Linked DNA regions of Homo sapiens: regions 1 and 2 are each linked to region 3. The links are chromatin contacts, found by Hi-C or POLR2A ChIA-PET in ENCODE. All regions are on one chromosome and are shown on one strand. The core of a region is the stretch at or near the end of the contact, and the rest is flanking DNA. Distances in the headings are between cores, read along the strand shown.

Region 1 (4,197 bases), core at 276-2,775, 81 kb after region 3:
GTGGCTCATACCTATAATCCTAGCACTTTGAGAGGCCGAGGTGGGTGGATCACTTGAGGTCGAGACCAGCCTAGGCAACATGGTGAAACCCTGTCTCTATAAAAAATACCAAAATTAGCCAGGTGTGGTGGCGCATGCCTGTAGTCCCAGCTACTTGGTGGGCTGGGGCGGGAGAATCGCTTGAACCCAGGAGGCGGAGGTTGCAGTGAGCTGAGATGGTGCCACTGCACTCTAGCCTGTGCGGTAGAGCCAGACCCTGACTCAAAAAAAAAAAAAAAAGAAGAAAAGAAAAGGAATGATTAATTGAAGATTCAGATTGTTGGTTACCTGCATATTAAGGTTGGGGCGCCTGGAATCATGGAAGGATGCACAGCGTCATCATTCTATTTCTTAAACTGTGGGATGGGTACATAGGTATTTTGTTATTTTATTTAAAATGTGGATACACGTTATGTACATTCTCTTGATTTCTTGGAATATTTCACACAAGATATACCAAGAATAAAATGAAACTAAAACAAGATACTGCATGGTATCAGATGTTCTACTTTTTATGCTTGTTTGTTGTTTTGGGGTGATTGCTCATTGTTGAGTGAGTTTAGGGAGAAGGTAGCTAGACTTTCAAGCTCTGGACTGAGGTGACAGTGAGACTGATTTGCTAGTACCTTTAAGTCATTAAAATAAATCCTGGCCATTACAGGGAGACCATTTGGTTTTGTTTCTATTGCTGGTATTGTTGCTACCAGTATTGCTAACACACTGATGTTCATTGAGCAAAGATTTTTCTAATCCCTTAACATATATTATGTCTTTTAATTCTCAAAAGATATGCGGTGAGATAGATTCCATTGTTATGTCTGTTTTACAGTGAAGGATGATGAAGCACAGAGGGAATAGGAATTCCACACCGGCAGTGTCAGCCTTGGGATTCCAACCTTCACCGCCTGCTCCCGCTGCCGCAGTGCCTCCAGGGCCCTACCGCAGTGAAATGTGAAATTCAATCTAACCCTGACGGAGGTGCAAGCAGGCGCTTGACATTTTCAGAGTTCTACAAAAGGGTTTCGCCCCTTCCTGTTTTTGAGGATGACATTTTTGTCAGGCTCTACCTGCCCCATGTCTCAGTTGCCAGTGAGTTCCTGGAGCTCGGTTAACAGGATGGCAGCTCCCCTGGTGACCCTGGTGAGAGCAGTTTCCAGCCCTGTTGCAAGTTGGTTAGGGAACGGCTGTTTTCTGCACAAAATGTTTCTGTCTGCACCTCGGGGTGCTCTTGACCTGACTGATTTGGACTTAGTTCTTATAAATGAGTGGGAGGGGGCAGAACTGAACGGTCCTGGGTGAAATTTGAATACTTCTTCAGTTCAGGCGACAGACTTAGTATGGTTAGCTTAAGAAAAAATAAGCACTAACAAAAAAAAAAAAAGGAGGAAGCCTTCTAGATGGAGGGAACTGGATCTCAGCCGAGGGCTGCAGCAGGCAGGGAGGCCCCTCAGTGGAATAAAGCTTTGGCTTGTTGCGTCACCTCACTGTAGATTACAGAGAATACTACTGCGGCAGCTGTCATTTGCCACAAAGCCATGACTCTTTCTTTCCTTGTTAGCAAAACCAGGCAGAGGTCACCCAAACTCGGGAAAGGTGGGCCTTGCCCCTGGTTCTAGGGGCAGACAGGTGAGTGTCTTCTGGTTCAAGAGATGTAAGGGGAAATTGGTGGCGGTGGGGGGCTTCTGGGAGAAAATTTGTTTCCTACATCCGAGGGAAGTAGAGGAGGAGAACCTCTGCCTGTGCTGCTTCCTGCACTCTGCTTTGCACGCAGCCGTGCTAAGATGCGATGCTTGGTACTGCTGCAGCCATTTCATGACTATGAGGGGGAAGACTAAGAGAATCACAGAGGTGCCAACCTTGTGTCCTACCATCATTGAGTCTCCCCAAAGCACCCCTGGTACTGTCTACATTCAGATTTCTTGTTATGCAAGGAAATGGACCCCTATTTATGGAAGCTGCTGTTAGCCATATTTTATGTTATTTACAACAACAACAAAAATGGTTTTAAAAGTATTTATTCCTTATTGACTTCTTGTGAAAATAAGGGAGAATGTGTGTGTGTATATATACACACATGTGTACGTACACACGTTTACGTACACACGTGCACACACATGTGTACATATGTGTGTGTACACGCGTACATATGTGTATATACATGTGTACGTATGTGTATATACATGTGTACGTATGTATATATACACGCGTACATATGTATATATACACGCGTACATATGTATATATACACGCGTACATGTGTACATATACACACGTACATATGTGTATATACACATGTACGTATGTATATATACACATGTACATATGTATATGTGTGTACATGTGTATATGTGTGTACACATGTATATATATGCAATGAGATATATACACATGTATATATATACATATATATAACATTTATTTTTTTAAATTTTACTTTAAGTTCCAGAATACTTGTGCAGAATGTGCAGGTTTGTTACATAGGTATACATGTGCCATGGTGGTTTGCTGCACCTATCAACCCGTCATCTAGGTTTTAAGCCTTGCATATATTAGGTATTTGTCCTAATGCTCTCCCTTCCCTTGTCCCTGACTCCCTGACATGCCCCAGTGTGTGATGTTTCCCTCCCTGTGTCCATGTGTTCTCATTGTTCAACAAGGGAGTATATTTTTAACATGTCTGGAACAAAGTAGATTCGTTATAGTAGTTGCTGTCATGATTACCACCATCATCACTGTCATCCCCAAGGTATCACCATGGGCTGGTCAGAGGTGCGGAAGTGGCAGAAGAGAAGAAATGTTGAAGGCTTTTGTTTCTTTCTCTTCTTCAACACAACTTGCCTCTTACAAGAGGTTATACAAGGTATGGTGGGGGTACCTGAGATAGGGAAGGGGCATTGGAGATGGAAAGGAAATGAGGGGAGTGGAAAAAATATTAGAGGGAAGTCAGGTGAGCAGAATAGACTCATGGCTTGAACTTACTGCTCTCACATCTTATTTGCCTGAAATACATTCAGTTATCCAAGGTCCCTCATATCTATTTTGTATAAGCTTAGCATTCATGGCTTAAAAACACTGTTAATGCTTACACCCTTAAAATCTTTAATGGATATTCCTTTAAACTGGTGCCCAGGGAAAAGTGCTTTTTGACATAACAAACATTTCTGGTAGAGAATTATGATAATGAGGCAAAGTCTCTATTTTCAGCTCCCAATTACCTTTCAATCCAGTTGCCGTCATTAAGCCACACTTGCATTTAGTGTGCTGGAAGTTGGAGAAATGAGTGCATTACCATCAAAGCATGAATGGCCAGTGCTTTGCATAATCATTGCAGGAACTATTGCTCAGATTTGGCACCTGTCACTCTCGCCCTGCAGTTCTCCTGTTTGGAATTCTGCCCATGCAAAGTTCTAGTTACTGGTTTAAATCATTTTCAAACCCTGGTGTGGATTGCCTAGTCACCCACAGTTGCTTTTTCTTCATTGCACATTTTCGTTTTAAACAGAGTCCCTGTGATGATTCTACATTTGCCAAAATAGTAAGAGGAAAGACACCCTTCACTTGCTTGCTACCGCTGACAAAGTGGACACTGTGAACATCACCTTGGGTGGGAGGAAGGCAAAAGCTCCAACTGGTCTTGTTCAATGATAGTAAAATGGAGAAACGGAGACCCTGATCCTCTTGAGACATAAAGAGAGAAAGTCTTTGGTCTCCTGCAGAGCTTGTTGTGTCTAGGCCAGGGGAGGAGTTGGTGTGAGAACATGGGAGGAAATGGGCGAGGTAGGTGAATGGGAGTGCAGTGTTAGGTCCATAGGCCAGTCCTGAAATGAGGAGGATCTGTTAAAGATACCTATCAGCTGGTACCCAGCAGCACTATCCCGTGGAAGGGCTGAAGGCCACAGTGCTGGAGCATGCCCTGGGGTCCCAGCTGGATCAGACATAAATCCAAGCAGAAGGTCTGGCATGCTGGAAAAGAGATCAGTCGGTAGGGGATGCTGAGGGGACTTGAGGTACAAGAATATTTAAACAATTGAGGAACTGGCACAGCCATACTGCAGCATGCTAGCAGGAAAGCAGCTATGAACAAAACCCTTTGTGCTCCCCAAAATGACATTGTATAGGAAAGGGGCGGGCAGGGTCTATGCCTTGCATAGTTCCTGG
Region 2 (4,388 bases), core at 1,369-3,868, 110 kb before region 3:
GTTGGCCAGGATGGTGAGTTTTTTTAATTCCATATATATATATTATATATATATGGGTTTTTTGTTGTTTTTTTTTTTTGGCTATTAGCATTAGAGGGGGTCATTTTGAAAAGTCTTCATCATTCTTGGAGCACCTTCTTACTTTCTGACATGAGGTGTTCCAGGTTCATCTTAGAGTTTCTCTGTTCCAGCCTTGGAGACAGCCATTTCTCTGAGGAGCCCTGTGTTTGTTTGCTTTTTTTTGTTGCTTTTTTGTTTCTTTGGAGACGGAGTTTCACTCTTACTGCCCAGGCTGGAGTGCAATGGCGCAATCTCAGCTCAACCGCAACCTCCGCCTCTGGGTTCAAGCGATTCTCCTGCGTCAGCTGGTCTTGAACTCCCAACCTCAGGTGATTCACCCACCTTGGCCTCCCAAAGTGCTGGGATTACAGGCATGAGCCACCACACCCGGCCGTTTGCTTGTTTTTTAGTGGAGAGTGGTATTAGAAACTAAGATATGAATGTCAGATGTGCTCATCATTATTGGAATGTCAGTGCTTCCAGGCCTTCTCAGTGGACAAGCTAGGAAACATGGGTAATGATTGTGTGTCCCCACCAGTACCACTGACGGCAGTCCAGCACTACAGTTTACACTCCAGTTTTCTCCCTTTCCACATTTATAGCTGGTTTCTTCTTAATATAGTTATTTGATCAATTCCACTGTGTGTAACTAAGTTCCCATTGCTGCCCTCTCATCCCCCCTCCCCCACTGGACTTCCTCCTTACCCTATTTTGCCTCCAGCACCCCAAACCAGCTTGCCACCCTCCCTTCTCCTTGTGTGGACAGGCTCTTCTCCCCACAAAGGCTCTGACACATCTTGCTGGGCTACCGCAACACCCTCCCTCACATACCAAGTGCTACATTCCTCGGGCCCACTTAATGACTTTTGCACTCTGATTTACATTTTTAAAGCATCTCTGTGGTTGCTGTGAAGAATAAAGGAAGGAGGCAAGGCAAGTGTGGAAGCAGGCTACTCACTTAAGAAGCTGTTGTAAGTCATGGCCTAGGCTGTTGATGGGGTTGGACTAGGGTGCTAGTGATGCAGGTTGTGAGATTTGGGATCGTATTAGTTGTCTATACTGTGGAACAAGTTATCCTAAACTTAGCTTAAGACAGTAAATGTTATCTCACAGCAATTTGAGTGTAGCTTAGCTGGGTGCCCCAGGCTCAGGGTCTCACAAGGTTACAGCTGAGATCTTCTCTGAGGCTGCTGTGCTCTCAAGGTTTGACTTGGGAAGGACCCACTGCCACACTTACTCATGTGGCTGTAGACAGACCTCAGAAGATTTGCTTCCCAGCTCATTCAGTAGACCTCTGCACAGGCCACCTCTTGACATGGCGTCTGGCTTCCCCAGACCAAGGTGGAAGGAACAGTCTTTTTAAACCTCATCTAGGAAGTGATATCCCATACTTCAGTTGTCTATTTATTAGAAGCAAGTCAATCAGTCCAGCCACACTTAAAATGAGGGTATTATACAAGGGTGTGAATACCAGGAGGCAGTGATCGTTGGAGGCCCTCTTAGAGGGTGCCAAGTAAGATGGGGTCAGCAGGAGTTGCTGATTGATTGGCTTTTGAGAGAAAAACCAGTCAAGGATGACTTCAATATTTTTGGCCTGAACTACTAGAGGTACAGTTACTGAGATAGGGAAGAGTGGAGTAGGGGGAGCAGGTTTAGAAGAGGTAGTCTACGTTAAGTATGAGAAGCTTGATAGACGACCACGTGAGAAGGTGAGTAGACAGTTGAAAACTAGCCTGTTGGTTAGGCTAGAGATTGATGCTGGAGATAGGATTTTGGTTTGATTTTATCTAGTGTAGTATTCAACTTAACTTTATAAATTAAGGGTTAGGAGAATATGACCTTCAGTTAAATGCCTAGCTCTGTTATCCTGGAAACCAGATAAAATTGTTTTAACAGTATTGCAATATAAAATCGACCTCTGATTGGGAAATTGCCTCTGGATTGAGAGGAATTAGAAATGCCTGGTGAGTGCTGCTGCTCTTAGAACTGGCATGACCCTGTGGGAAAGGGAATCCTGAAGCTATGCCTTTGGAGTTACTAGAGACGTTGGCTCTGGTGGAGCGTAAAGCTTTGAAGTTAGGGCAGCTCCTGCACCTGTCTCATGATGCTCTCATCTCCCTTGAGCCTGAGCTGTGTCATCTAGGGAGTTAAAGAAAATAGCTTCTGGGCCGGGCGTGGTGGCTCACACACAGCACCTTGGGAGGCCAAAGCAGGCAGATCATGAGGTCAGGTGATCGAGACCATCTTGGCTAACACAGTGAAACCCCGTCTCCACTTAAACTACAAAAAAAAATTAGCCGGGCCTAGTGGCGGTCGCCTGTAGTCCCAGCTACTTGGGAGGCTGAGGCAGGAGACTGGCATGAACCTGGGAAGCGGAGCTTGCAGTGAGCCGAGATCACACCACTGCACTCCAGCCTGGGCAACAGAGAGACTCTGTCTCAAAAAAAAAAAAAAAAAAGAAAAGAAAAAGAAAATAGCTTCTGGACGGCTGGGTGAGCTGTCACTTGCATGAACAACTGCACAGACTCCCAGGGAGAGGAACATCTGATGCTGCCCAGCTGGCAAGCTGTGATTCCTGTCCTCTGTCCTGAGTTCTCAGATGCCAAGTGTGGCCTATGATAGTCTTATGAGTCTGTTCAGTAGCTGCATAATCTCACCTAGGGAAAGATTTCCCTTAGAGACATTAGCGTTTTGGATAGAATTTTAGTCAGCTTCTCTGTTTCATTTAATGTTCTCTAATCTTATGGGAAACATTAGAAATCTTGTGGAAAAATGAGCTCATTTTATCTCTCTGGTCTAAAGGCCTTCACTTCTTTGAATCTACCAGCCACCAGTAAAGGCTGCTAAGTCCACCAGTACAAAAACAAAAGATGGTGGTGCAAACTTCTTGGATGGGCAGTTGAGCTACACGTGCCTTGAAAATAAGAAACGGATTGCCTAGAACCTAACACAGTCTGCTTACAAACTTGATTCATTCAACAAATATATATTGAGCACCCCCCTATATGTCAGGCCTTGATGGGTTTATATATTCACAGTGGTGAGTGAAATATGTATGGTCTTTGTTCTCTTGTAGTTTATAGGCACTTAATGAATACTAGTACTAATACTGTGTTCTAATTTAGTGTCTTTTTTTACAGTACCTTCATTTTCCTATATGTTTTATTCTCTTATGGGATCAGCAACAAGATATTAATTTCTTCTTCAGGAATTTATATTTAATTTGATTGAGTAGAATACCCTGAAAGTATTTAAGTAGATAACAAATAACATTTTATTTTATTTTGAGGCAGTGTCTCGCTCTATCACCCAGGCTGGAGTTCAGTGGTGCGATCTTGGCTTACTGCAGCCTCGACCTCCTGGGCTCAAGCCATCCTCCTGCCTCAGCACCCGGAGTAGCTGGGGCTACAGGCACGGGCCACCATGCCCGGCTACTGTTTGTATGTATGTATGTATGTATGTATTTAGTAGAGACAGTGTTTTGCCATGTTGCCCAGGCTGGTCTCAAACTCCTGGGCTCAAGCTATCCACCTGCCTTGGCCTCCCAAAGTGTTGACATTACAGGTGTGAACTACCGTGCCCAGCTCAAGTACTATTCTATACTACTTTTTCTTTCTTTTTTTTTCTCTTGTTCTTGTCTTTATTTTGTTCAATGCCAATTTTATTGCCTTCAGTTTTATTCTGAAGTTATCTAATTGCCACCGTCTACACAGTAACACACAGAAGTCTTCATTTTCATTGTTATGGTAGTTAGCATTTATATAGAATTAGTGTAGAAAAGTAGAAAGTTTGGGCTATTTCATGCACGGCTGTATAAAATTATTGTTTTCACTTGTATCAGAAGAAATAAAGATGTGCTTTTTGTGGTTTGAAGTATTGGAACCTTGAAGTCCTTTGAACCAAGTTAAAAAAAAAAACAAAGCAAGACATGGCTTGGTTAGATTTTTCTCTATTGCACGTATACCGTTTTCCCACTTGGTGGCACTTTCTGTTCATTTCTTAGTAACATGTCTTTCTCTCTCAGCATAGTTACACCAGTCTCTCCTCGTACATTGATTTTTCTTATTAAAATTAATTTACTGAAGTAATACATAAATACATCATTTAAAAAATAATAGTGTATGGTAAAGGGTTTCTTTTTTTTTTTAACAGAAAATAATTTTGTCCCTGAAAATTTTTCTGTGCCCAGGGAAAAATTAATAAATGGTTTTGCCCTTGAAAGGCCAATTTGTTTAAGATGCTTAACATCGTGGTGGTCAGCTGTTTTTCATTTGGCGTGATGTGTTCTAGAAGCCTTTGTAGAGAAACAGGGTGGCAGGTGAGGGCCA
Region 3 (3,921 bases), core at 418-2,917:
GCTGATAGGCACCAAAGAGAAATCCAGACAAAATGTTTTTATTCATTAGATCATTAAGGTACTTCGTGTAATATTACGGTCTCTATAGTGCTGCTGACAATCAATGTTAGAAAATTATAAAGGTATTTCTTTGGCAGTGGTGATCTGCCAGAATAACTGGCATAAAGGCAATGCCAAAGCTGAAACACTCATGAGAAGTGTTTACCCGGCACAAGCCTTTGCATTCCCACTGCTGTCTGCCTGCATACCTGTCACAGCCGCTTTGGAAACACAAGCGTCCTTGGATGCTTTTCAAAGGATCCTCTGACAAACAAGAGATATTTTTTTCTACACAAAATTCAGGCTGCCTTGAGTTCCGTGCTATTTGATTTACTTTGTTCAGCAGTCGAAGCAGAATAAAATCAGATTTCTTCCTGGAAGACCTTCCCACATCATTCCATCCTGTTCTTGCGGATTTAGATCCTGCATTCTGAGCTCAAGGGTGTGCAGCGTTTTCATGATCTGGGGAATACATTTTTCCCCCTTCTCATTTTTTTCCCGCAGAAGCATTAGCATTTGGGGATGGGCTCCCGTGTTGTTTGGAAAAGTTGGGGTGGAGGTCGATTGTGAAGAGAAAGCTGTGCACACAGGGGACTGCTAGGAAAACCCGTGGGTTTCGCTGGAATGGGGATGCTGACCTCTTCCCCTGCCGAGCTCCTTCACCTGAATGAGACCAGACGGTCTCTGTTCCACGGTGTTTCCTCCAGCCCCGGGTGGATCTGCTGTTTACCGCTCTTAACTCTCTTCCCACCCCTCCTCGGAAAGCTTTATGAATGCTCAGGACTTTCAAAAAACAATCGCAGAATCTAAAGAATGGTAAAGGGCCGACGCACTGGCTCACACCTCTCATCCCAGCACTTTGGGAGGCCGAGGCTGGAGGGTCGCTTGAGGCCAGGAGTTCGAGACCAGCCTGGGCAAAATGGCGAGACACCAGTCTCTACAAAAGAATAAAAATACAAAAATTAGCCGGGCGTAGTGGAGCACTCGCCTGTGGTCCCAGCTACTGGGAAGGCTGAGGCGGGAGGATCGCTTGAGCCTGGGAGAATCGCAAGGCTGCAGTGAGCCGAAATCGCGCCCCTGCGCTCAGCCTGGGGGACAGAGCGAGACCCTGTCTGAAAAATTAAAAAGAAAACGAAGAGTAGGAACGGACATTAGCGGGCCACCTTCCCATCCCATGGGGAGAATTTTAAGGTGGTACTTTTAAGGCGGGTGAGAATTGCCATCTGCGCTCTCCGCCAATCCACTCTTGCTCCGCAAACTTGGGGTCCCTGTAGGGTGGGCCCAGCTTTCACCCCAAAGCTTCTCCAGCTCAGTTCTGGGGGCCGCGGGGCAGGCATCGGAGACTCGCTCCGCTCCTGGTGGGGCCAGAACTCGAGGAAGAGGAGAGGGGCGAAGCGGCCCGAGGAGGCGGGGACGCTGCGACGGCGGCAGAAAGGCCCCGGGGCCCCGGAGCTCCGCGAGCTCAGTGCGCCCTTGGCCGGCTCCGCGCCTCCGCCGCAGCCCGGGAGAGCCCCGGGGACCCCGCGGCCAGCGCTACCCCGCCCCGCCCCCGCCGGCTTGGCGGCCGCGGCGCAGGCGTGTGCAGGAGGGGGCAGCGCGGAGCTCCCGGCCGGCCGAGCGTCGCCGCCGGCCCAGCCCTTCTCGCGCCCAAGTCGCCGAGCCCCGCCCGGACGGCCCAGACACCATGCGGAGGGTGAGTGCGCCGTCGCCCCGGGGTGCGGGGGCGGGGGCGTGCGCCGGGGTCCTCCCAGCGGGAATAGTGAGGGTGCGGCGGGGACGGACCTCGGCGGGGAGCGCGGTCGCCCCCGGGGGACTGAGGAGGGGAAGGGGCGCCGCGGGGACCCCGGGCCCGCACTCTTCGGGGCTGCGCTGGCACGTCGGAGCCCTGGGCCCGCGCTTGCGAGGTGGGCTGCGCCCGGCACTCCGCCCCACGCCTGCTGGCGAGCCCCTTCTCCGGCTCCCCTGACGCCCGCCTGGCTGCCAGAATTCTGCCCAAAGCCCCGGTCCTTCTTTGGGAGCCCGGGCAGCTCTGCTGGGCGTCGGTGGGGCTCCCTTGGCGCACACCCCAGAGACGGAGCCAGCCCCAGGTCCGGGCCAGGTGGGCGACAGGTCGAGGCCGGGGCTGGGGTTGGGGAGAGGAAGGATGCCTGCACTCCGGCATTTGGAAGGCGCGAGCCTCCTCCAGGCACGGCCCGCCGACGGCGCGCAGCTCCTGGCCTGGGGCGCCCTCGGGGGCTGCGGCTGCTGCTTTACCGGCAGGTGCCAGGGAGCCCGCGCTCACCCCCACCCTCCAGCCAAGGCTGCCTGTGGAAAAACGAAAAATAAACAGGCTCAGCTGCAGTGGCTCTTCCACCTCCAGGGACAGCTTGGGGGACTGGTGCTGCTTGTTGTTAGCCCCGGAGAGAGCGCAGGCCCTAGTGCAGCTCGTTCTTACTTGTCTGGGGAAGTTAATTGACACGAAGATGCTGGCGACTTTGTAAGTTACCAGACCCGTTTGTATTTTAACTTTGGAAATGGAAGGTGCTTTAATCAAATACAGGATCTCAGCATTAATATGTGTGGAAAAGCAGTAGAGGAAACTTAAGGAAATCCTATTGGGTACCCTCCACATTGTCCCAGAACTCCTAAGGCCACCCTGAAGACAGTTTACGCGCCAAGGAAGGGGTGGAGGGGTATTTTCTGAAGAGACAAGGCTGAGAAGAAATGGAAGAAAACCAAACCAAAACAAAACAAAACAAAAAAAAAGAAGAAAACAAAAACGGAATAAGACTCTCCCACCAGAGTCCATGCATTTCTCTAGGTTGGAACTTGAGGTTGGCTTGTTGTAAGGTACGTAGGCGCCTATTGCTTTGGTCATCTGAGTGGCCCTTTCAGAGATTTCCGCCTCTCAGCGGCTGGGCTGCTCCCAAGGGAACTCGGGCCCCTTTTGGCTGGTGGTACCAGAATTAAGTGTTCTGTGTGTGTGTGTTGAAGGGGGTGTCTTTGGAGGGAGTATAGAGCAAATGTGAATTGGCCCCAGCTGCCCCTGGAAAGTCTCTCAATGAGCTGACACGGAAATTTACCTGGCTTATACTTTTGGAGCTAGTCCAGACCTGCTCAGGTGTTTCTGGGGAGAACAGGATTCCAGCCAGGCTGGCCAGCTAGTTTGGCATGCAGCAGAAATGGAAACTGGCCGTGGTGAGGTTACTTGTTTGAACTCCAAATTCAGGGGTCAGCAACCTCCTTTTACTCTCAGTGCCTCAGGGTAATTAAAGAAAAGAGCCTGGATGGGATCCGTAGAAATGCGTGTTAGAGGGAGAATCACGATTTGGAGATGGAGGGCATTGACCAGAGTATCTTAACATGTGATCTGCCTACTACCTGCCTTAGGATGAAAGAGGTGGATGCTTGCTGCAAATGCAGATTCCTAGGCTTTGTTTCAAACCTAATGAGTTAGAATCTCTGAAACTGGAGCTTGGCAATCTGCATTTTAAATACTCAGCCCCCACCTCCATAAGACGTGTATTAAGCACCTACTATGTGCAGGCGCTGTTCTGAGCTCTAGGAATACTGTGAGGAACATGACATACAAAAGCCTTGTTCTCTTGGAGGCCGCATTCAAACTGAGAAATCAGATAATAAAGTAGTAAACAAAGGTACAAATAATGTAGTTTCAGATAGTGATGAGTGCTATGAGGAAAATAGAGCAGGATTTGTGCCCAGGTTTGCTGGACTCCAAAGCCCTGGCTCTTGACATTACACTCTGTTGCCTACAAACTTTTTGTTTCTGCCCCAGACCCTGTCTGGTTCTGGAGAAGCATATAATTTGGCAGTTTGGCAGATGCATGTGGCAGCCCTTCAACTGTGGCAGATCAGTAACTGCAGAGAGAGAGTGTGCAGACA

The links. A loop is a pair of places that touch in the nucleus more often than their neighbours do. ChIA-PET counts read pairs that join two places held with the same protein, here RNA polymerase II (POLR2A). Pooled maps may share reads with other maps.
Region 1: a map of astrocyte of the cerebellum shows a loop between it and region 3 (5-fold over the local background). The contact joins two enhancer-like sites. A Hi-C loop is called at or near these places in 4 of 168 maps with a recorded cell type or tissue (Caco-2, astrocyte of the cerebellum, endothelial cell of hepatic sinusoid and 1 more). POLR2A ChIA-PET finds 5 or more read pairs at or near these places in 2 of 52 experiments (GM12878 and naive thymus-derived CD4-positive, alpha-beta T cell).
Region 2: a loop to region 3 is called in a map of HepG2, with 5 times the contacts of the local background. The contact joins two enhancer-like sites. A Hi-C loop is called at or near these places in 5 of 168 maps with a recorded cell type or tissue (HepG2, cardiac septum, esophagus muscularis mucosa and 2 more), 3 of 37 single-sample maps with no recorded cell type and 9 of 50 pooled maps. POLR2A ChIA-PET finds 5 or more read pairs at or near these places in 1 of 52 experiments (A549).

What each region holds. Positions count from the first base shown.
Region 1 is chr12:94,790,184-94,794,380 of GRCh38, reverse strand. No RefSeq gene overlaps it. Among named protein-coding and RNA genes, the nearest start is that of MIR492, 42 kb to the left of the region's middle. Within about 2 kb of position 1,525, at least 2 of the 41 ENCODE cell types and tissues checked have a DNase peak (open chromatin) inside an H3K27ac peak, as active enhancers do; they include ovary, where a contact is called at or near this core.
Region 2 is chr12:94,980,406-94,984,793 of GRCh38, reverse strand. The region is part of intron 3 of NDUFA12 (NADH:ubiquinone oxidoreductase subunit A12); the gene reads left to right. Among named protein-coding and RNA genes, the nearest start is that of NDUFA12, 21 kb to the left of the region's middle. Within about 2 kb of position 2,618, at least 3 of the 41 ENCODE cell types and tissues checked have a DNase peak (open chromatin) inside an H3K27ac peak, as active enhancers do.
Region 3 is chr12:94,871,451-94,875,371 of GRCh38, reverse strand. No RefSeq gene overlaps it. Among named protein-coding and RNA genes, the nearest start is that of MIR492, 39 kb to the right of the region's middle. RefSeq lists silencers at 1,338-1,437, 1,448-2,057, 2,118-2,237. Within about 2 kb of position 1,667, at least 4 of the 41 ENCODE cell types and tissues checked have a DNase peak (open chromatin) inside an H3K27ac peak, as active enhancers do; they include ovary, where a contact is called at or near this core.